3 separate regions of the Homo sapiens genome follow, and regions 1 and 3 are each linked to region 2. A link is a loop called in an ENCODE intact Hi-C map of the cell type or tissue named here. Cell type or tissue: heart left ventricle. All regions are shown on one strand. Links, peaks and the distances in the headings refer to the core of each region. The heading gives the core; the rest is flanking DNA.

Evidence for each region. A loop is a pair of places that touch in the nucleus more often than their neighbours do. Peaks named below come from ENCODE experiments on the same cell type or tissue, not always from the same donor. Only the 100,000 strongest peaks of a DNase experiment are listed, where the experiment ranks them.
Region 1: a loop joins it to region 2, with 2.6 times the contacts of the local background. A loop is called at or near these places in 41 of 110 quality-filtered maps.
Region 3: a loop joins it to region 2, with 2.7 times the contacts of the local background. A loop is called at or near these places in 3 of 110 quality-filtered maps.

What each region holds. Positions count from the first base shown.
Region 1 is chr6:36,846,502-36,854,426 of GRCh38, forward strand. No RefSeq gene overlaps it. Among named protein-coding and RNA genes, the nearest start is that of CPNE5, 11 kb to the left of the region's middle. In heart left ventricle, for the core only: a CTCF peak has its summit at 4,809 (motif pointing left); no DNase peak of the experiment used is centred there; H3K4me3 peaks cover 10 bases; H3K27ac peaks cover 2,404 bases.
Region 2 is chr6:36,618,741-36,626,380 of GRCh38, forward strand. MIR3925 (microRNA 3925) reads right to left here and starts at 3,772; the gene lies at 3,696-3,772. In heart left ventricle, for the core only: CTCF peaks have their summits at 4,865 (motif pointing right) and 5,068; a DNase peak (open chromatin) is centred at 4,861.
Region 3 is chr6:36,823,607-36,831,650 of GRCh38, forward strand. All of the region lies in intron 1 of CPNE5 (copine 5), which reads right to left. Among named protein-coding and RNA genes, the nearest start is that of CPNE5, 12 kb to the right of the region's middle. RefSeq lists a silencer at 1,907-2,201. In heart left ventricle, for the core only: no CTCF peak of the experiment used is centred there; DNase peaks (open chromatin) are centred at 3,096, 3,625 and 4,125; H3K4me3 peaks cover 628 bases; H3K27ac peaks cover 3,922 bases.

The DNA of each region.
Region 1 (7,925 bases), core at 2,926-7,925, 230 kb after region 2:
TTATTTATTTATTTATTTATTTGAGATGGAGTCTCGCTCTGTCACCCAGGCTGGAGTGCAGTGGCGCGGTCTCGGCTCACCGCAAGCTCCGCCTCCTGGGATCACGCCATTCTCCTGCCTCAGCCTTCCGAGTAGCTGGAACTACAGGTGCCCGCCTCCACGCCTGGCTAATTTTTTGTATTTTTAGTAGAGACAGGGTTTCACCGTGTTAGGCAGGATTGTCTCGATCTCCTGACCTCGTGATCCGCCCGCCTCGGCCTCCCAAAGTGCTGGGATTACAGGTGTGAGCCACCGCACCCGGCCTATTTATTTATTTTTAAAATTTATTTATTTATTTATTTATTTATTTTTTGGACGGAGTCTTGCTCTGTCACCCAGACTAAAGTGCAGTGGCGTGATCTCAGCTCACTGCAACCTACACCTCCCAGGTTCAAGCAATTCTCCTGCCTCAGCCTCCTGAGTAGCTGGGACTACAGGCGCCCGCCACCATGCCTGGCTAATTTTTTGTATTTTTAGTAGAGACGGGGTTTCACCACGTTAGCCAGGCTGGTCTCAATCTCCTGACCTCGTGATCCACCTGCCTCAGCCTCCCAAAGTGCTGGGATTACAGGCGTGAGCCACCGTACCCGACCTTATTTTTTAAATTGAATTTAATGTTTTAAAGACAAGATCTCACTATGTTGCCCAGGTTGGTCTTAAACTCCTGGCCTCAAGCAATCCTCCTGCCTCGGCCTCCCAAAGTGCTGGGATTACAGATGTGAGTCACCACGCCTGGCCTCCATCACATATTTAATCCTCACAATAAGCTCATTATCCCACTTAACAAAACTGTACTCCTCTGTACCATGTGCTGTGCATAGTTCACCATGAGGGAGAGAGAGAAGAGGGAGACACAGTCTCCTTAGAAGCTCAGTCCAGTGGGGTTACAGCGTAAATTTTGAGTTTATGTTCTGGGAAATATGTAGGAGAATAATGGGCATTATTTGCTCCATCTTTTCAGATAAGGACACTAAGGCCCAAAGTAGTTCGGTAATTTAATTTGCCCAAACTCACACAGGTCAGTGGCAGAGACAGGGTGCAAACCTAGAACAATGTATGACCAAAGCTGCTGTCTTTGCTCCTTAGGACAGTGCCTCTGCTCCCTGACCTGACTCAGGGGCCTGTCCAGAAGCCTCAGCCTCTGCCATGGCCCAGGCCCAGATCTGAGCCCCTCACACGTCTGCAGTGCCTAGCCCAGCACCACAAGATCTGTGCCCAGGCTGTGACCCTTCCACTCTTCACTATGTCCAAGTGTAGACATCCCAGTCTGTAACCTCCCCCACTCCTGCCCTCATACACATTTAACCCAATATTTAGCTTAATATTGTCAGTCATGGGATTAGAGGCCTCAGTCCTGCAAAGGACTTTAAAGATAATCCAACTCGCCTAGATTTTACAGATCTGGGAACTGAGGTCTAGAGAAGGAAAGACATTCACCCAAAGTTGTTTTGTTAACAAGCAGTAATTAGAGCAAATAGCTCATAGGCACGCTGATTAGAATCAGTCTCCTGGATCCTTCCTTCCTTCACCTCAGCTACTTCAAGGGGGGATGGATTGCCTTGACTTTCTGTCGATTGATAAGCAGAGATGTGCCATCTGTGCCATTTGGCACAAGGAAGACCAAAGTGACCTTTCACCGCCCCACCCTCACTACCAGGTATATCCAACTGGAACCAGCCCCATATGGTTGCCCCTGGGCCTTTCTTCCTGCCATTTCCTCTCTGCCCGGCCCAAATCCTAACCATGTTTCAGGTACCATCTCTTCCAAGAAGCTAGCCTGGATTCTCGCAGTCTAACCGAGTTTCTTTTTCCACTGAACACCCAAGCTCTTCACTTTGGTGGATGTTTCCCCTTTCTCCCTTGGCAGGGGATGTGTCCTGATGGCAGGGACTGGGCCTTCTTACCCTGGTCCTCCACAGCCTGGCCTTTCCCAGCCTCAGCCTCAGCCTCCTTCTCTTTCTTTGTGCTGGGTTTAATTTCATTTAAGTACATTACCCGCCAAGCCAGCCAGTCTACTCGTAGGCCTCCTGAACTCTCTCTCTGTCCATTCAATGTAAACCCATTTCCTCTTGTTTCAGCATCTTGGGAAATGGAAAATGAGTCCTCACATTTCTTCGGATGCTTAAAAGCAAACTAGGTCCCACCCTGAAGTCTCAGCCTCCCAACACTTGATGCCTTCCTGATTGGCATCAAGGGCGGAGACGGAGCAGCTGATTTTCACGTGGGCGGCCTCTCCTTTCTCTCCTGCTCCAGCGGCTGTGAGGGTTATCGGCTCAAGCTGCAGGACTCCGCCCCTCCCTCCCTCAGGCCATGTGTGTGGGAGGGGAAGGGAACTGACATTTCACTCCAGCCCTTAGATTCTTTGTCACCACTGCTCCTTGGCACCTGCCTCCCCTGGCTGTACCTGTACCGGGGCAGCCTGAGAAGCCACCGAGGGTGAAACACTTCTTTTCTTTTAAGCTCTAAATTCATTTTCATGCCAAGCTGCTTGTATTTGCCTGCCTGGCTGCCGAAGGTAACTGAAATGTGCACAAAATGCCACAAGCCTGGCTTTGTGCGGAAGCTTAAGTCCCGGTGGCCCTGCCCCCAGGGCTCGCCTGCTCGCTCGCATCTCCAGCAGCCCGCCGAGATTTCCTTGGGTTTTATTAGCTCTGACCCTACACTGGGAGAGGAACTCATCAGACACACTTCACATCTTGCCTCCTCCACCTCTGGCTAAGAACCGTCGCCCCGATTACGGGAAGTATTTGTTCCCCAGTTCTCTGATAATTCTGTCAGGAGCCTGCGTAAGGCTCAAGTGTCAGGCTGCAGGAGCTGCTGCTGACAGCCCCTTGGAGGCAGCTGGCCTGCGGAGGGGGCCGGCGGGGGAGTTTGCAACAGAGTGCCGGGTTCTCTGGTCTCTTCCTCCAGCTTAAAAATGGGGTTAATAATATAACCATACTACCATTCCTTCCAGAGTTGGTATGAGATTCCAATTAGATGAGGATGTACTGGGAGCTCCCTGGGAGAAAAATACTATTATAAAATCATAGAGGTTTAAACTAGATGCAGTTAGAATGAGAGTCTGGGCCTCTCATTCTACAGATGGAAAAACTAAGGCTTGGGAAAGGAAGTTACCAAAGTCAAAGTCAGACAGTGACTAGTCCTGGCTTGAAAACTAGTTTCCATATTTTTTCAGCTGGAGGGAGGAGGGGAAAAAGAACGGCAGGGAAACCATCCCTGTGTGAATTAAGAGTGCAACAGAGGGAAAGAACAGACTCCTAGCTCAGCCCCGCCAAGGCCCAGACAACTAAGGCGGTGCCTTCATCTATGAAACAGACTCATCTATGAGAGGGGCATTGTGATGCCCTGTCCACAGCTCTTCAGAGAGGATTAATGGAATAATATGTATAAAGTACCTGGCACGTCGTGAGCTCCCCAAACACAAATTCCTTCCCTTTTCTTATTTGATCTTAAACAGCATCACAAATGCTTTCAAAAAGGGAAGCACAAAGGAAACATTTCCTTCGGAGCCGAATGTTGCCCCCAAAATCACGAACTTCGAACTCCCTTTCCTTTGAGGGCCTTTCTTATACAGTGAAATTGCCACTTGCCCCCGTCAGTGTAATGAGGAAGTAGAAATATGACTTCTCTCTCCTCTCCACTATTTCTGCTGTATAAGAGCTTCCTCACAGGTATGCAGGGCAGCAGCTCTTAATGGAGCTGTGGCCAGATCCTCACGGAGAGGAAAGCGATTTCTATGAGATTAGCTGAGTGGTGAGGATAATACAGTTATGATCCAATAAACATCCTGATGAGGGTCATTTGTGTGCCCTTCCTCCTGCTGCGCCTCCACAGGCCTGGTTCAGGCTCTGATTGGAAGGAGCGTAGAGACAGCTGAGGCTAGGGCCAGCCAGTCAGTTTGGCCTGGGGACACGCTAGGATGGAGAAGTCAGTTGAACAACCCCAGCCAGTAAGGCAGGAGATTCAGGTTCTAACCTCTGCCCTGCCACCAGATTATTCCTTTCCTGCACCTCATCTTTCTCCTCTGTATGTCAAAGGTGGAGATCATAGGAAAAGAGCAGAACTTGGGATCCAAATTCCCCATATTCAAGCCCCAGCCCTGCCTTTTATTAGCCATGCAAGGTCCGGCCCTTTATTCCATCCATTCAGTCTGTACAAGGCTTTGTGCTACTTGCCTTTGGTCTTCAGTTTGCTCATCCAGGAATGGGCATAATAATACCAACTTCAGAGGCTGGTTTGGGGGATTAAGAGAAAAATACGTACGAGGAGCATCCACAGACCATGAAACACAGAAGGGACAATAACTTTTTGCTTTCCTCTAAGGTTCCTTTTCGTTGACTTTCTCTGATTCTTTTAAAATATTTGCTGGTGGTGGATGTATAAGAGGAGCTCCAAAATTACTTGTTGAATGAATGAATTCAACTGTAAAGCAGAATATTAAACAGCCAAGAGGGAACTAGCCCTTTAGAAGGTACGCTACAGAACCAGGACCTGGTCACAGGACTCAGCCAACCTTACCATGCACGGAGGGCTCCTCCATCTAGTCCCGTAGACAAAAAAGAAGGCCGGCCAGCCCGTGTCAACGGAGCACGTTTACAGGCTCATTCTGTGCCAGGTGGACATCTCAACTCTACCCTCTCACAATCTGAGCAGTTGCTGGCTTTCCACAACCAAGAAATAGCAGGCAAGTCTTAGTAACTCATGAAAGGTTTCTGCAGGCTTCTGCCTTTGAAAAAGCTGCAAGGCTAAACTGTATTCACAGCGGCCTCTAGTGGCAAATTTCCAAAATAGCATGCTAAATGGAAACTTGGCAGCTGGAGGAATCTTCTCAGAATGACCTAGATTCCCAAACTGGGGGCTAGTTCAAATCTTCCCTTAATGAATGAGCGCTCCAAGTTCCAGAAGTAAAGTGATTCATCAAAGGTCACAAAAAGGCCTCACATCCCTCAGTCCATAAACCTTGCCCACAACTGGCCATCTGTGGTTTCAGATGCAATTAAGGATCTTGAGTTATCCATTTGGAAAAACAATCGGGAACCCAATTCCCAAATCAGGCCAAGCCAACCTTAGAGTGAGACCCTAACATGTTTTCTTCCCACTTTGCTTCTCTCTCATCTGTAAGAGTGTTGCTGGAAGATCCCCTATCTTGGTATTTACCTAAAAAGTAGTAACTCACTCTTTAGGCAACAGGACTCTGAGACCACAAAGTGCTTCTTTGTAAGCGGTAAACTCCACCGCTTTAACGTGCTTTTCAATGCTTCCTCCTCCACATGTTGCAAGAATATGGTGCCAAAAGGGGCCCCAGTGATGGCTCTGACTGGCTTGAGGATCTGGGGGCAGCAATCGTGTTTGTGTGGGGAAAGCTATTTTGACATATTCTGGAGACACAATCCAAAAATACATCAGGCTGAGGACTTCCAGAGAGCTCAGTGGAAAGGCTTGGCTGCCATACCAGCTGAAGCCTGGGTTTGGAGAGTTGGGGTACAGCAATTTCTACAAGAGGATCTCAATCTTTTTCTGATGGAGAACATTTTATTTGATACATTCAGCAATAACCTCAAATTACTACACAAGGTGCTGGGAAGACTTACAGAGGGGAGTAAGACAAGGTCCTTGTTCTCAGAGGTTAGCCCAGTGGGAGGGAGAAGCTGTGAGGTGAGAGGCTGAGACAGGTCAGGCTGTGTATATGTCGAGATGAAGAGGTAGGACAGGTGTGTGGTGGCTTCAAGGGCCACTGGTAGTAACAACAACTAGCATTTTGGGGGTGTTTTCTAAATGCCAGTTCCTGTTCTAAATACCTGTTCTAGCTCATTTAATCTTCACAATAGCCCTTGAAGTTTGGCCCATTATTCTCATTTTATAGTGGAAGAAACTAAAGCACAGAGAAATTAAGAAACTTAAGTTCATGCTGCTGCTAAGTGGTGGAGCTGGGATCTGAACCCCGACAGTCAGGTTCCAGAGCTCTTTCCCCCAATGTCATCTTTGTTGATGCTCTTTTCCCTGCATTTTCTGTGATGTCTACTGATCACCCAATCTCACCCACCCTGGTGTCCACACAAGGTATCTCAGTGCCACATACCAGGGTCTGAAGTCCATGTTGTACTGCTGTGGGAACAGAACACTTTCATAAAGCTCAATCCCAGTAGCCAAAGCCAGCAGCTTATGTTAAAGCTCATCGTGTGCTTTGAATCTCTTCACTCTTCCAAGACCACCAGGATGAGGTGGAGAGCTCTGCTCCAGGAGGCATAAGATTGGTTCATGGTCCTGACTGCCCTTGCTCTTAGGGAAACCCCCCCTCCCCAGTTTCATGTTGGACAAATGTGACCTCTAGGACCTCACTACTCAAAGGGTGGTGTCTGGACCGGCAGTCACCATCTCCTGGGAGCTGGCGAGAACTGCAGACTCTCTGGCTGAGTGCTGAGTCAGAAGCTGCTTCCTAACAGGCTCCCTCAGTGATTCCTGCATGTAGTCATGTGAGAAGCCCTGGGCTAGGGCCCTTGGGCCATATTCTTTATAGTCTGTGTGCCAAGCTTCTCTTATCCATCATCCCAGGGGCACCTGTTTGAAAGCCTTTTCCACTGGTGTATCTACTTCCAACTTTAAGCCTTCTCCAAATGTCTAGAATCTCTTTCCCTTCCCCCACGAGAAGCAGCAGAGAGCTGTCTCTCTCCTGTGCCTTGATGAGCCCCCCATGGTCCTCCACACCTATCTTCAATAATCCCCATCCAAGTTTTAAACTTATCCTTGTTTTCTCCTGATAAGCCAGGAGAAAGCTCACCACCCTCACCGTGATGAGATGTAACAAAAATGAACTATCTCTAGTACACCCCACTTTTATGAGACCTGTCTCAATGGTACTAATCCTGACAGGATGTAGACACTCATATGACCAAAGAATTAAGCAGGATTCCTTTTAGATGAGCTTCCCTTATAAGGAAACGGGAACTTCTACAACTCTGGCTAACTGGCAGAACCACAAATTGTGAAACAATTCAAGCTTCACTCTCTGAGGTCATATCCTCTATGAAAACTGGTATGTGCCCACGTGACTGCCTTAGCATGGATTTGGTGTCCCTTTCCAAAAACAAGGAACTGTGCCTGTGTGGCTCTCCTCCCAAGGCATGCAGAACCTTCTTTGCTTCAGAGTAGCCATGATACGTTTCCACCACGCCTGTGCCTTGGATGAAAGTGGAGATTTTCAGGATTACGATTCTGGGAGGTTAGTGAACAGGTGCTATTCCTTGCTCTCAGAGGCAGATCCAATTATGTCCACCCAGTTCAGGCTGAAAGAAATACATTTCTATTTTTTCCAGAGTGTAGAACACTACTTTGCATACAAAAACCATCTCTGGGAAGTTACAAAGTCATTTATATGGTTTGTTGTTGGGTTTTGCTTTTTTGCTATTGAGAGAAAAGAGAAAGGTAGAGAAAGAGGTTGAAGGTAGGGAAGGCTTGGGGAACAGAACCTTGTTTGGCCATTCCATAAAGTAAATCACCATTTCCAAAATTGATAGAGTAGTAAGAAACATTAAAGTTATAATCCCCTCTTCAAGGAGCTACCAGCTTAAGGAACCAAACACCACAACATATACTGCCTCTGGTCCCATAATAATGTGCAGGTGGGCTCTCTGCAAATTCCAGGGATGGTGCAGGTCTCTTAGCACATACACCTGGTTCACTTACAGGTAATCCCCCCAACATGGTTTGGCTCTGTGTCCCCACCCAAATCTCATCTCGAATTGTAATCCTCTGTGTCGAGGGAGGGATCTGGTGGGAGGTGACTGATCATGGGGCATTTTCCCCCTGCATGCTGTTCTCACGATAGTGAGGGAGATCTCATGAGATCTGATGGTTTAAATATGGTGGTTTCCCCCGTGCTCGCT
Region 2 (7,640 bases), core at 2,641-7,640:
AAGAGATGAGGTCACATAGGTGAAGCATCAGCAACTGTGCCTGGCACAGAGGAGGCCCTGAAAGTTGCCAAGCTCAGCGTTTTCCTTCACATCAGCTCTGCTCCACCCCCTTTAATTACTCACTTTTATAATAATTCAAAGGTAACCCATGACCATGGTAGAAAAATTAGCACATATAAGCAAAAAAAGGGAAAAAAGTGATTCAATAGCTTCTGGTTTTTCTAGCCTTTTTCTTTATTCTGGGTGCTTGGTATGGGAAGTTTCTTCATTTGTGTTTAGAGGGTTTTGTAGAGATGATATCATGGTCCCACTTTGCAAACGAGACAATTGAATTCCAGAAAGAGGAAGTGCCTTCCCCAAGGTCATGCAGATAAGGTTAAGCTGGGTTGAAACCCACAGCTTGAGTCCAAGCCCAGCACCAGAATATCAGGACCACAGAGGCATTGCACACAGGTGGGTCACAGATACCTGTCCCTGAAAAGCTCATGATACGGTATTTTCCTTGAAGGACTTAAACATTCCCCACTGAAAACATCCTGCTTTGTGACTTGCCCCATCCTGAAGTCCTGGGAGTGGACAGTTTGTGAATAAACCACCTGACTAGGTGAGGGCTGTCGGCTCCTGAGTTTTGCTCCCCCAGAGACACTGAGTATGCACCATCCGTGGGCTTGCCAGCATGAAAGTGCTATCATTGTGGGCTTTCCCTTCACATTTTTTTTTTTTTTTTTGAGACAAGGTCTTGCTCTGTCACCCAGGCTGGAGTGCAGTGGTGCGATCTTGGCTCACTGCAACCTCTGCCTCCTGAGTTCAAGTGATTCTCCTGCCTCAGCTTCCCAATAAGCTGAGATTACAGGTGCGTGCCACCATGCTCGGCTAATTTTTGTATTTTTATTAGAGACAGGGTTTGGCTATGTTGCTAAAGGCTGGTCTCGAACTCCTAGCCTCAAGTGATCTGCCCGCCTTGGCCTCCCAAAGTGCTGGGATTATAGGCATGAGCCCGGCCTCCCCTCACTTTAAAGGATGCTCCTTACCTGTTTTTGCTTTCTTCTGGTCTTTCCTGTGGCAACTGTTGTGGGGTTCCCAGCAAATATTTCAGTTTTTTCCTAAAAGAAGTAAGCGTGCACATTTCACTGGCTAAAGTACACTCTTGTGTTAAAATTCTGCATTGAAAATGGGTGAAGTCACCCTGGCAACATGGCAAAACTGCATTTTTACAAAAAATACAAAAATTAAGGCCAGGTGTGGTGGCTCACGTCTGTAATCCCAGCACTTTGGGAGGCCGAGGCAGGCAGATCACTTGAGGCCAGACATTCGAGACCAGCCTGGCCAACATGGCGAAACCCTGTCTCTGCTAAAAATACAAAAATTAGCCAGGCATGGCTGGGTGCGGTGGCTCATGCCTGTAATCCCAGCACTTTGGGAGGCTGAGGAGGACAGATCATGAGGTCAGGAGTTCAAGACCAGCCTGACCAATATGGTGAAACCCCGTCTCTACTAAAAATACAAAAATTAGCTGGGTGTGGTGGCACGCACCTGTCGTCCCAGCTACTTGGGAGGCTGAGGCAGGAGAATCGCTTGAACCCGGGAGGCAGAGGTTGCAGTGAGCCGAGATCACGCCAATGCGCTCCAGCCTGGGTGACAGAGCAAGACTCCATCTCAAAAAAAAAACCAAAAAAACAAAAAAGCTGCGTGGTGGTGCACGCTTGTAATCCCAGCCGCTTGGAAGGCTGAGGCACAAGAATCACTTGAGCCTGGAAGGTCAAGGCTGCAGTGAGCTGTGATGGCGCCACTGCACTCCAGCCTGAGTGAAGGGCAAGACCCTGTCTCAAACAAACAAACAAAAATCAAAGGATGAAGTCACGTAGATTTTGGGCAAATTGTTTTCCAAAATCTGTTAGCATAATTCTACAGAATGTCAAAAAGATAAAGACATCCACCAGTAAACCCTAATTGTTTGATGGTTGTAAGTAGTCACTTGAGATGTGACCGCAATAGGGGCCTGCCCATGGGGAAGGTGGCATACCCACCCATCTCCTGTGCCAACATGGCGTCCCTATCTCCTGGTAGCCCTGAGGCGAGGGTCAGGTGAAGGAAGTTGGGATCATCATTTACTCAGTTTGCCTATCTGTAGAAAGGGGGTATTTGGGCTGAAGGTGGCCTGTAACTCACAGGATGATCTGTCCCCTCTTCACACTGCACCCTGCAGTGAGGGGAGCAATGACTGAGTCAACCACTGCTTTAGGCAGCGGGGGTCCTTGATAAGGAGATAAGTTTGCCACACTGGGACTGATGGTCCTCAAGTTCTTTTCCAGCACCGATATTCTAAGATTCGGTGACTCCAGAAAAGCAATAAGGCCGTTGTGAGGAGGGCAGATCCAGAGGATGATCTTCCTGGAGGGGAGGGGAAAATGTTCAGTGCATACAGTGGGTAATGGTTCATCTGAGGTGGCATCAGACTGTACAACAAGCAGGGATTGTTCTGCAGGGTTCAGGCGACTGTTAGTATTTGATCAAGATTGGAATAGTCTCCTAAAACCTACTTGATCCTCACAGAAAAGTTCCTATCCCCATTGTGCAGATGTGGAAACTGAAGGTTAGAGATAGAAAGTTAGACCCTAGGGTGAGGCAATGGATGGCTAGGACTAGAACCCAAGGCAGGCTCCTAGGGCTCCTGCTTTTCCAGCACGCATCTACCATGCATATGTGCTACTACCAGGCCTGGCGCTAGGATTCACATCACTTTAGAGGCTGCTTGGTGAACATGGGCACCCACAAAAGCCCTGGAGAAGGCAGGTTCTTTCTCAGGAATGGCCAGTGGGTGTGAAGATCACAGTGTGGGAGAAAGATCAAGGAGGACTGAGGGCCACCCGACCAGGAATCATCTCCAGCAGCCTGTGGGTGACCGCTCGTCATCCAGATCAGCATCAGGAAGGTTCTGCACAACACCTCTAGGGAACACATGGGGATCGAGGTCCTGTGGCCGTCTTGGGGTCTGAAGATCTAGATTTAGCTTCTGGCAGTATCATGATGCAAACCTGGGCAAGTTGTTTTGTTCCCTGGACCTTGGTCTCTTCATCAGTGAAATGGAACTAATTATATTACCTCATAGGGCTATTATAAGGCCTAATAAAAAAAAAAAAGAAAGCATCCATAAACAATGTTTACTGAGCACTAGTAGTGCCAGGCACTCTTCACTTGTATTAACCCATTTGATCTTCACAAAAAATATTTTCTTTTTTGTTTGAGACGGAGTCTCCCTCTGTCGCCCAGGCTGGAGTGCAGTGGCGTGATTTTGGCTCACTGCAGCCTCCACCTCCCAGGTTCAAGTGATTCTCCTGCCTCCGCCTCCCGAGTAGCTGGGATTACAGGCGCCCGCCACCACACCCGGCTAATTTTTTGTATTTTTAGTAGAGACAGGGTCTCACCATGTTAGCTAGGATGGTCTCGATCTCCTGATTTCATGATCTGCCTGCCTCGGCCTCCCAAAGTGCTGGGATTACAGGCGTGAGCCACCGCACCTAGCCCACAACAAATTTTAGAGAGTAGGTACTATTGCTGTCCCCATTTTAGGAAACACAGAAGTTGGTTCCAGCCACAAGGAAGTGGCTTCATCCATCATCAAGAAGTTGATTCCAGCCCACGTGGATGGCTTTGAGGAGTTCAAGACTTTAGTGGAGGAAGTGATGAAAGATGTGGTGGAAATAGCAAGAGAACTAAAACTGGAGTCTGGAGATGTGACAGGCTCCACTTTCAGTTCTCTTGCTATTCCCACATGACCATGGTCCAGGATCCTGAGTTTATGTTCAGGAAATAAGACTCAGCGAAAACTTGCAGTCACTTTCATAATCATTAATGCAGAGATTCTCAATAAATTCTTAAGGCTCCACCACGCTCCAACATAAAGTAACACATTCAGTTTGTTACAGAAATGGTAATAAGGCAACACTATGCAATACTATGTGTACAATGCAGCACTTTGCAGTACCAAAATCCATGCCTACAAAGCACTGCACAAGAACACATACAAATAAAGGATATAGTAGAATGGCTGCCTGTGGGGTGGGGGCATGGAAATGACAATGGAGTGAGGGGGGAATACATGAAGCAAGAGGTGACTAGTCAGGACCAATGATGACAGCCAGCCATCACCTGGGGAATAGGAGGGACTCATCCCACTGCACCTGAGGACTAAAAATAAAATGGAATGGAAACAAGACCCTGGGTGAAATCACTCGGCCTGAAATACACTGGCCCTGGGCTCAAAGAGGAAAGGTGGGGACACATCCTGGGCTGCCTCATCAAACCAGGAGCCTGCAAGAGCATCCCTGTGTGTGTGTGGAGGGGGTGAGGACAAAGGGAGGGTCAACCACACCCAGTTCTGTGAGCTCAAACACCAGACTAAAGGCCACAGGCAGACCCTCCAAGGCCTCAGGGAAGGAGTGAAGAGAAAGGCCTGGGTGGTCAGTGTCAGAGGCGGCACAGTCACATGCTGTCATGCCTATTTCACCAAGGTTTAGCCAAATGCACTATTAGGGTGTCAAGAAAATATGGATATAGGGCAACAATCCTGTGATTGTATGATGACTGTAGGCTTGATCATCATAAGGGTCCTGCCATATGCTGGTCCAGTTGGCACACCCACCCATCTCCTGTGCCAGTGGAGTGTGCCTGTGAAACAGCAGTCAGCTCTTCTGGTGGCCCTGAGGATCGGGGTGAAGGAAGAGTGGATCTTCATTTAGTTAGTTTGCCCCTCTGCAGGAGGAGGGGAGTTGGATACAGACCTCTCCTAACAACCCGCCTGGCTACTGGAACCTTCCTGAGAAATGTGGTTAACCTCTGGGCGCAGAGCCAGCAGTTCTAGGCTCCCGTCACAAGGGGGCAGGATGGGGAAGAAAACAGGTTCTCAATTCCAGGCCTTGGACCTGTCAGGTTTGCTGGCAGGGGCAGGAAGGAGGGTGGGGTCGGGAGTGTGTGGTGGTTGATGAGGGATCCAACCATCGTTCCGCAAGAGCGGCTTGTTTATTAAACATGAAATGAGGGAAAAGCCTAGTAGCTCCATTGGATTGGGAAGAATGGCAAAGAGAGACAGGCGTCATTTTCTAGAAAGCAATCTTCACACCTGTTGGTCCTCACCCATTGAATGTCCTCACCCAATCTCCAACACAGAAATGAGTGACTGTGTGTGCACATGCGTGTGCATGTGTGAAAGTATGAGTGTGAATGTGTCTATATGGGAACATATATGTGATTGTATGTGTGTAACTATGTGTGACTGGCAGCGTGGGGAGTGCTGGTTGGAGTGTGGTGTGATGTGAGTATGCATGAGTGGCTGTGTGTATGACTGTGGCGGGAGGCGGAAGGGGAGAAGCAGCAGGCTCAGGTGTCGCCAGAGAGGCTGGGAGGAAACTATAAACCTGGGCAATTTCCTCCTCATCAGCGAGCCTTTCTTGGGCAATAGGGGCAGAGCTCAAAGTTCACAGAGATAGTGCCTGGGAGGCATGAGGCAAGGCGGAAGTACTGCGAGGAGGGGCAGAGGGTCTGACACTTGAGGGGTTCTAATGGGAAAGGAAAGACCCACACTGAATTCCACTTAGCCCCAGACCCTGGGCCCAGCGGTGCCGGCTTCCAACCATACCAACCATTTCCAAGTGTTGCCGGCAGAAGTTAACCTCTCTTAGCCTCAGTTTCCCCACCTGTAAAATGGCAGAAGTAACCAAGCTTACCTTCCCGGCAGTGTGTGAGGATGAAAAGAGCTATGTACGTGATGCACTTAGAAGAAGGTCTAGGGTGTGAGTGGTACTCGTCTGGTGGGTGTGGAGAAGACATTCTAGGCAATGAGGACTGGGGAGAGCCTGGCCCATGGCTTCCACTCAGCAAGGTCAGTCTCTTGTCCTCTGCACTCCCAGCCTTCCAGAGAGGACCTTCCCAACCAGCACTCCCCACGCTGCCAGTCACACATAGTTACACACATACAATCACATATATGTTCCCATATAGACACATTCACACTCATACCTTCACACATGCACACGCATGTGCACACACAGTCACTCATTTCTGTGTTGGAGATTGGGTGAGGACATTCAATGGGTGAGGACCAACAGGTGTGAAGATTGCTTTCTAGAAAATGACTCCTGTCTCTCTTTGCCATTCTTCCCAATCCGATGGAGCTACTAGGCTTTTCCCTCATTTCATGTTTAATAAACCTTCCCAATGGCGAAATGGGCTTTCTCAAGAAGTGGTGAGTGTCCCATCCCTGCGGTGGGGACAGGGGTGGCAGCGGACAAGCCTGCCTGGAGGGAACTGTCAGGCTGATTCCCAGTCCAACTCCAGCTTCCAACACCTCATCCTCCAGGCAGTCTTCATTCTTGGCTCTAATTTCGCTCTTGTTTTCTTTTTTATTTTTATCGAGAACTGGGTGGAGAGCTTTTGGTGTCATTGGGGATTGCTTTGAAACCCTTCTCTGCCTCACACTGGGAGCTGGCTTGAGTCAACTGGTCTCCATGGAATTTCTTTTTTTAGTGTGTAAACAGCTAAGTTTTAGGCAGCTGTTGTGCCGTCCAGGGTGGAAAGCAGCCTGTTGATGTGGAACTGCTTGGCTCAGATTTCTTGGGCAAACAGATGCCGTGTCTCTCAACTCACCAATTAAGAAGCCCAGAAAATGTGGCTTGGAGACCACATGTCTGGTTATGTCTAGTAATTCAGATGGCTTCACCTGGGAAGCCCTTTCTGAATGTCAAAGCCATGAGATAAAGGACATATATATAGTAGCTAGGGTGGTCCACTTCTTAGGGGCCATCTCCGGAGGTGGTGAGCACTAAGTGCCAGGAAGAGAGGAAACTCTGTTTTGGAGCCAAAGCATAAAAAAACCTTAGCCACAAACCACTGAACATTTGTTTTGTGCAGGTTCTGAGTCCAGGGAGGGCTTCTGAGGAGAGGGGCAGCTGGAGCTGGTAGGAGTTATGTGAGATGGAGCAAGGGCCCTTTAAGAGGTGGGAGCAGCATGAGCAAAGGCAGAGAGGTGGTAATGTATAAGGTATGTCATGGGAAAGAGTTTGGCTGGAACAGAGTTTACAGAATAGAAAAATTCAACACTATTAATTGAGCCTCTACTACGTGCTCGACATTGTTCTAGTCACTGAGATAGGTTTGGTATACAAAACAAAATCCATCCTCTATGGACATTTTAGTGACTAACAACAATATAAATAATAAAAGTGAACAAAAGCTCAAAACATGCCAGGCACTATTATTTATTTATTTATTTATTTATTTATTTATTTTTTGAAACAGAGTCTCGCTCTGTTGCCCAGGCTGGAGTGTAGTGGTGCGATCTCGGCTCACTGCAAGCTCCGCCTCCCGGGTTCACACCATTCTCCTGCCTCAGCTTCCCGAGCAGCTGGGATTACAGGTGTGCACCACCGTGCCTGGCTAATTTTTTTTGTATTTTTAGTAGAGACAGGGTTTCGCCATGTTAGCCAGGATGGTCTCGATCTCCTGACCTCGTGATCCACCTGCCTCGGCCTCCCAAAGTGCTGGGATTACCGGCGTGAGCCACCGCCCCCGGCTCCAGGCACTATTTTGAGTATATATTTATTCATTTAATCCTCAAAGCACCCGCATGAAGTAGTAGCATTGTT
Region 3 (8,044 bases), core at 1,075-6,074, 200 kb after region 2:
TTGGACAAGGTCCTTCTGTGGTCAAGACCAGGGCTAACACATGGCTCTGATAATCAGACTGGACGGCACAGCAGCAAGATGATGGACACAACATTTGGGGACAGAACGGTCTTTCAACAGGTGCTAAGCTCCCCTTGTCCTGCCTCCATGCAATAAAGGCTCCCATTTACTGAGCCCCGGCGATGGGTCAGGCAGTGCGCTGTTTTACAAATATGAGCTCCCGATTCTCATGCTGCCCTACAAGGTTGATCCTAGGCAGGTATTGTCCCATCTTACAGATGTGGAAGTGGAGGGGAGAGGAGGGGAGGATGGGCAGCCTACATCCTGCACATCTGGTATCCCTCGTTTCACAGCGACCTGCTGCCATTGGGAAGCAAGACAGCCCAGTGGAAACGCAGTCTCTGGCTGGGAAGTCATTCAACCTCTCTGAGCCTGTTTCCTCATCAGTACAATGAGACGGTAGTATCAGTCTTGAAGGCTGTTGATGCCCTGCATGGATCCCCTCAGCCCTCACAGTTCCTGTACACATCCATGGTTTCCTCTTGTGTCTGTTTCTCTCCTGCGGGCTTTCTCGGGCAGGCTGTCTGCAAGGGCCAGAAAGTTTATGCTCCCAAAAGGCCGCACTCAACCAACAGGAAGGGGCTGGAGGACTGACTGCTCAGCTTCTTCACTCACCCTGGAGACAGCTCTGCTCTACAGTCTCTCCGAAGTGCCAGAGGGACTGAGCCCCAGGGGCCGCCAGGAGACCTACCCATGAACACATCCCACGCTGACCAGGTCTTCCCTTCCCTGCTTCCCCTGTAAGCTGCCAGACAAGCCCTTCCTGCCTGTGCGGCTACTCCTGCCAACACTGCCCTCAAGTCTTGGTTCTTTTCCCAACCATCTCAGCCTTGTCCCGCCTCCCTTCCGGAGGTCCCAAAGGATCTTGTCACCTTCCTTCTCTACTCCCACAACCCCCCACAGGGGCCTCTGCCCCTTGAACTGCTTTTCTGGAGAAAAGAAACAGTCAACACTGGTCTGTGTTGCTTCCCGAAAGCCAACTTCAAATATCAGAGCTAGGCCGGGTGTGGCTGCTCATGCCTGTATTCCCAGCACTTTGGGAGGCTGAGGCATGTGGATCACTTGAGGTCGGGAGTTCGAGACCAGCCTGGCCAACATGGTGAAACCCATCTCTACTAAAAATACAAAAATTAGCCCGGCATGGTGGTATGCGCCTGTAATCCCAACTACTCAGGAGCCTGAGGCAGGAGGATCACTTGAAACAGGGAGGTGGAGGTTGCAGTGAGCTGAGATCGCACCACTGCACTCCAGCCTTTTTCAAAACAACAGCAGCAGCAACAACAACAAAACAAAACAAACAAATGTCAGAGCTAGATGAGGCCCTGAGGAGGATCTGTTCCTCTTTCTCCTCCATGATGGGGACATGAAAGACCAGGGAGAGGCAAAGGGCGACCGTGGCCCACAGCAAGCAGTGGTAGAGACAGAAAAGTCTAGAAGGAGGCCTTACCCTGAGTCAGTGTCACCAAAGCCCTCGGCAGTGACAGCCTGTCGGGCAACTTGACCCCATAATCAACCCTACCACTCATGCCCCACGCCCTAAGGTGGGAGCCAAAAATCAATCAACAGATGGACAAACGCAACAGCAGCCTGAGGCCTACACATGGCATCCTCTGGTGCCTGGGGAAGCCCCAGATTGCATTCATTAATACCCCCAGCTCCAGTCCCTGAGCAGATTCCTAGAGATGCCCCCAAGAGAGGAATTCCCAAATGGCTTCAGGAAACCAGTCCCTGGAGAACTCTCACCCCTCCCCAACTCCAGTCTCTACATCCAGGGGCCACTCCCCAAAGGCAGCCACCCCCAACTGGGCCTCCCTGACCCCACAGGCAACCACCTCTCTCCTGGCCACCACTGGCCCCTCCACCAGACCAGACCTGCTCCCAGTCAGCTGTCATTTCGGAAACCATCTGATAAACCTCCCAGCCCTCCACAGAGAGCATCAGATGAACGATAAACAAGGCATCTCTGAGAAGTAGGCAGCAGGGGCTGCACGTGAGACACCACTTCTACATACAGTCATTCACACCGAGGCGGGCTGACTTCCCTGGGCCGACATTCTCATCCTGAAGTGTGCTAAGTTTGGGGGTAGGGGTGTCTATCTTGATTTAAACAAAGGACAAATGCCTTGAGACCAAAGGTGACTCTACAGTGGTGGAACCTGAGGCACAGTGAGGAGCTGAAAGTGATAAGGAGGAGGGGGACTTCTCTACTAAAGCAAGCGCTTTAGGTTTATCTTTGAATTCTATAATGAAATTCAGCAATGACATAAAATCCTCGAATGTTCAAGCTGGAGAGGACCTCAGAGGTCACCTTTCCCAACTCCTTTACAAATCAGGACTGTGAGACTCGGAAGGACAACGCTTAACTCCTCCAAGGTCTGGGTCTCCTCCAAGTGTGGCTCTAGAACTCGGATCTGGTCATATCCAGGCTAGGGAGAAAGAGAGTGAGGCCCTGGATATCAGCCTAGATACGTGTGTGTGTTTGCGTGTGTGCATGCGCATGTGTTATGGGCGGTGGGAGGGGGAGGTCTTATCCTCAAAGACAAGTAGATGGGGCTTTCCCTGGTCCTGCCCACTTCCCAGCTGGGCTAGAGGCACACAGCTAGACTAAGAAACAGAATCTAGCCACCTGGCTCCTTGCCTGGTGACCTCAAGACCCTCACCGAATCCTGGGACAAGGGTCACCCTGGCAACCAGCACCCCAGGATAAAGCAAACCCTCTCTTCCCCACTCTGCTGAAATTATTCTTGCCATCCTTCCAGACTATTCCTGTCCTTCCTCAGTTTTGCCTTTCCTGGACACTGATGGACAGCTACTTCCTCTCCTCTCCCCTGAGCTCTCTCTGGCCTGGAGTGTGCAGCCCTCTGACTCGTAGGACCCCATTACATACTCTGTACACGATCGGTTGCAAAATCATGGGTGTATCTGTCTCTCACACTGGCTGTGCATGCCTCCATGGCAGAGTTTCCCACCCTGCCACAGGCCAGCCTAGCACCTGAGTCAGAGTAGTGGCCTGGCAAGCTGGATGGATGAAGGACGACCAAAAAGAATGGCCAGATGGGTGAGCGAAGCCCGTATCTCCCCACCTGGGTGGCACACGGTCAAGCTCAGGGACGGCCCCTTGCACTTCCTCTCAGCTGTGGCATGTAGTAGTTAAGTGCATGGGCTCTGCAGTCAGACAAGCTGGGTTTGCTCACCTTGTGCCTCAGTTTCCCCATCTGTAAAGTGGGGGGTGGGGCACAGTAAAAATAGTTCAGGGCTGCTGTGGAGATTCGATATGTGGAGCACCTGGGACCTCGTCAGCCTTGTCAGACAGGTCAGCTGTCGTTGGCCCGGTGCTGAGTGGAGCCGTCACTCTCCCGGTGGATGCTCAGGCACACTTGGTGACAAGCGCAGCACAAGCAATCTCCACCCTCACAGGTCCAAGGAAGAAGCCCGCCCCCAACACACTCCCAGGGCTCCCTGCTGAGTCCCTTCCCCAGCTCAGCCCCTCTTCAGCCTCCGTTCCATTCCCCACTCTCAGCCTTGAGGACCTTCTGCCTCTCGCCTATGTCCCTGCGCCCTACACCCTCTGATCCCACACCTCGTCCACACTTGCCTCCGTCCATCCCTCTCCCTAACTGCCTGTCCAGACAGAACCCTCAGAGCCTGCTAAACCTCCTACCTTGGCTTTGGACGGGTGGCTTCACCCCGTGAACAATGGGCCTCGCACTTCTGGGGCTCACCCCTGCCCCGGGGTATAAAATGGCAGTTCCTTGGGCTCTGTTCCAAGTCTGGCTGTGTAGGTCTGAAGCAGGGCTCCAGAGGCCATGTTTATCCAAGTGGCCGCCAGAGATCCCCCTATTATGTCTCTGATGGCAGCCGTCCAAATACCACATGTTGAGACACCGTCTCTTAGGGCCTCAGTTTCCCCCGCTGCAAAGGCACAGACCACAACACACACACGTGTAGCACCAGAAGTTTCTTCGAGGTAAAGCGCCTTCCCCACTGATCCTCACCATGATCCACTGAGGACTTCCAGGCCCAGGGGCAATGAGTCACTTGCCCACAAGCACACAGCCAAAAGCCTGGGGGAGGAAACCGGGTCTTCCGCCCTGACGAAGGGCCCGAGACACCAGGGCACAGACAAGACCAGACCACAAGTACTTTTTCTCCACTTTCTTTCTTTGGAGAGCACAAAGAGAAATTTTTTTTAGCAGGAAAAACGTATTTTTTTTTTTTCTAAAAGAGCATACAACCCTTCCGCTGTCTGCACAGCAGCCTGGAGCTTGGCTTCTTTTGTTCCTTAAATCAAGGCCAGGAAGCAGAGCCAAGAGCCCCTTTCCTCCCTGCTTCCCCTTGCGGAATCATTTCCAATTCAGTGGCAGTGAGAAAATGGTCATTCATTGGGCTGTGAGGTCAGAAGTCTCCAAGGCCCCAGCAAGGACAGAAAACACTGGAAGGGCAAAATGAGAGCCCTTGGCAGGTGCTAAAGGAGGGGCCACAGGGTAACACCTCCCATCTGGGGGAGCTTAAGAAAGAAGCTGGGCACATGTAGTCTTAGCTACTCGGGACTCCAAGGAGGGAGGATCACTTGAGCTCAGGAGTTCGAGACTAGCCTCAGCAACACAGTGAGATTCCATCTCTAAAACAACAACAACAAACCAAAAAAAAAAAAAAAAAAAAAGAAAGGTATGGGTAGAGGCTGGGGTGTACCATCCGAGAGGGAGATACAACCCTGCACTCAGGGAGCCCGGTCTGACCAGGAGACATAGCCTCTGCCTCAGGGAATCCTCAGCCAGAAAGGCATATTTGCTCTTGAGCTGAGATGCTGGGTGAACTGACCATCACGCATCCCTGGTTGTCTCTAAACAAAGCCCAGAAGTGCTGCATCAATGCACTGAGCAAAGGCTTTGGCTTCAGCATAGAAAGAAACATTTTCCTGGGGCAGGACCCATAATGGAGGTCATGGGCCCCCAATAGGCAAAGTATGGCATATTGGTATATACGGATACCACATATATGGATACATTCTTCTGGAGAGCTTTCATTAGCTACCCGAAGACATTCATGAGTCTAAAAAGCTCAAGAAAAGGTGGTGTATCTTCTTCCCAACAACTCACCCTAAGCATCCGTCCAACCTTGGGGGTGAAAAGTGGGGGCATTGAGAGCATAGACTTCAAGCTTCATCTCTGAATCCAACACCCAACTCTGTCCCTTACTTGCTATATGACCTCTGGCATGTCATTTAGCTTCTCTGTGCATCAGTATTCCCATTTGTAAAGAAGGGCTAATAACAGTCCCCCCCTCCCAGGAGTTTTGTGAGATTAAACTCACATAGTAAGTTGCAATGCAGTGCCTGGCATACAATAAGTGCTCAACAAAGGCCTGTGGAGAATGAAGATGGCACCTAAGAATGCTCCATATTCCCCCCTCTCTTCTCCCTAAAGCTTGGCTTTAGCAGGACCCAAGCCCTACTACCCTTGCCCACCACTGCTGACTGGTTGCATAGCCTTCCTTGAGGAGAGAGTGGGGACAGGAGAGCCAAGGTCAGGTAGAAACGGGAATCCTGGCTGGGCTTGGTGGCTCATGCCTATAATCCCAACACTTTGGGAGGCTGAGGCAGGAGGATCACTTGAGGCCAGGAGTTTGAGACCAGTGTGGGCAACATACGGAGACCCTGTCTCTAAAAAAAATAAACAAAATTAGCCGGGTGTGGTGGTGTGTATCTGTAGTCCCAGCTACTCAAGAGGCTGGGGTGGGAGGATCTCTTGAGCCCAGGAGGTCAAGGTTGCAGTGAGCCGTGATCACACCACTGCACTCCAGCCTGGGTGACAGAGCGAGACCCTGTCTCAAAAATAAATAAATACATAAATAAAGAAACAGAAGGCTGGGCACGGTGGCTCACACCTGTAATCCCAGCACTTTGGGAGGCCAAGGTGGGTGGATCACTTGAGGTCAGGAGTTCGAGACCAGCCTGACCAATATGGTGAAACCCTGTCTCTCCTAAAAATACAAAAATTATCCAGTCATGGTGGCAGACACCTGTAGTCCCAGCTACTCGGGAGGCTGAGGCAGGAGAATCGCTTGAACCCGGGAAGCAGAGGTTGCAGTGAGCCGAGATCACGTCACTGCATTCCAGCCTGGGTGACAGAGTGTGGCTCCATCTCAAAAAAAAAAAAAAAAAAAAGTTGAGTGTAGGAATTGCAAAAAAAAAAAAAAAAAAATACCCAACAGGAATCCTGATGGTCCCACAGAGGCCCCTGAGGTACTGACCAGCGTCACCCCATTTCTGCATGGAGCAATTTGCATAAACATCTGGCAAATGGAGTGGGAGAGAGATGACACCCAACAAGTATATAATCTGTGCCAAGTCCTTTGTCATGTACTTAGCCTGTGACACTCTATTTACCCTCCATATCAACGCCAGAAAGTAGACTTTGCTCCCATTCTATAGGCAAGGCCACAGAGGCTGAGCGATGTGCCTGATGTCACCGGCTTGTCAAGAGGCATGCAGAAATGTGAACTCTGAACTCTGAAGCTCAAGCTCATTTAAAGGTGCCCTGGGGAGTGCTTGCACTACCAAAGCCAAGGACTCCCAAAGCCCCATCTGGGCCAGCAATGCTCCGTCTTATCCTCACTGTCCTGCTTCCCATCCTCAGCCTCTCGGAGCTGCTCCCAAACAAACGACTGAAGAGGAGAATGGGAGGGTTTCCCATGTCCTCCTGCCCAGCTCCCAGACCTAAAAGGCAGAAGTAATCCGAGGAAAGCAGGGCGGGAGCTGGGAGGAGAGAAGCCTTGGCACCTAGCCCCTGGCACTTACCCATCTCCCCTTTCAGATCCTGTTCTCACCCGCGTGCTCTGCTTCCCTGCCAAGCAACCTCACCAAGGTCTAAAAAGCAATTTTCACATGGCTTAAAGAGCTCTCCTTCCTGGGGCAATTTGCATTTTTATTGTTATTAATTATTGTAATAATTGTCCCTCTCACACTACATGGCCAAGGGAAAAGAGCAGGAGCTCTGGCCTCAGATGCTTCTGAGCTGGAGTCCCCACATGGCGACATGTGGCCCTGACAAGGTGCTTCATCTCAGTTTCCTCATCTGGGCATGGGGTCACATACCTGCCTGTGGAGTTGCTGTGAAGTCAACAGCTTCAAACAGAAACGTAGGAAGCACACTCAATTCCTCTCTTTCCCTTATTCCCCCTCCTGTCCCATCAGCAAGTTTTAAATGTTTCTACTTCAAAATATATCCCAGATCTGTCCACTCCTCCCCATGCCACCATCAGTATCATCTCTCACTTGGAGGCCTCAGTAGTCTTCTGCCTAGCAATGTGCTTCCATGCCTGCCTCTCTCTACCCTTCATCAGTCCCTTCTCTTCACGATGACCAGAATTCTTTTTATTTTATTTATTTTATTTTTTATTTTTTTGAGATGGAATCTCACTCTGTTGCCCAGGCTGGAGTGCAGTGGTGCAATCTCAGCTCACTGCAACCTCCGCCTCCTGGGTTCAAGCTATTCTCCTGCCTCAGCCTCCAGAGTAGCTGGGATTACAGGCACATACCACCACACCCGGCTAATTTTTGTATTTTCAGTAGAGATGTGGTTTCGCCATGTTGGCCAGACTGGTCTTGAACTCCTGACCTCAAGTGATCTGCCCATCTTGGCCTCTCAAAGTGCTGGGATTACAGGCTACAGCCACCGCACCCGGACTCTTTTTATTTTTTATTTTGAGACAGAGTCTTGCTGTCAACCAGGCTGGAGTGCAGTGGTACAATATCAGCTCACTGCAACCTCCGCCTCCCAGGTTCAAGCAATTCACCTGCCTCAGCTTCTCGAGTAGCTGGGATTACAGGCGCCCGCCACCACACCTGGCTAATTTTTGTATTTTTAATAGAAACGGGGTTTCACCATGTTGGCCAGGGAGGTGGAGGCTGCAGTGAGCAGAGATCACGCCACTGCACTCCAGGCTGGGTGACAGAGTGAGACACCATCTCAAAAAAAAAAAA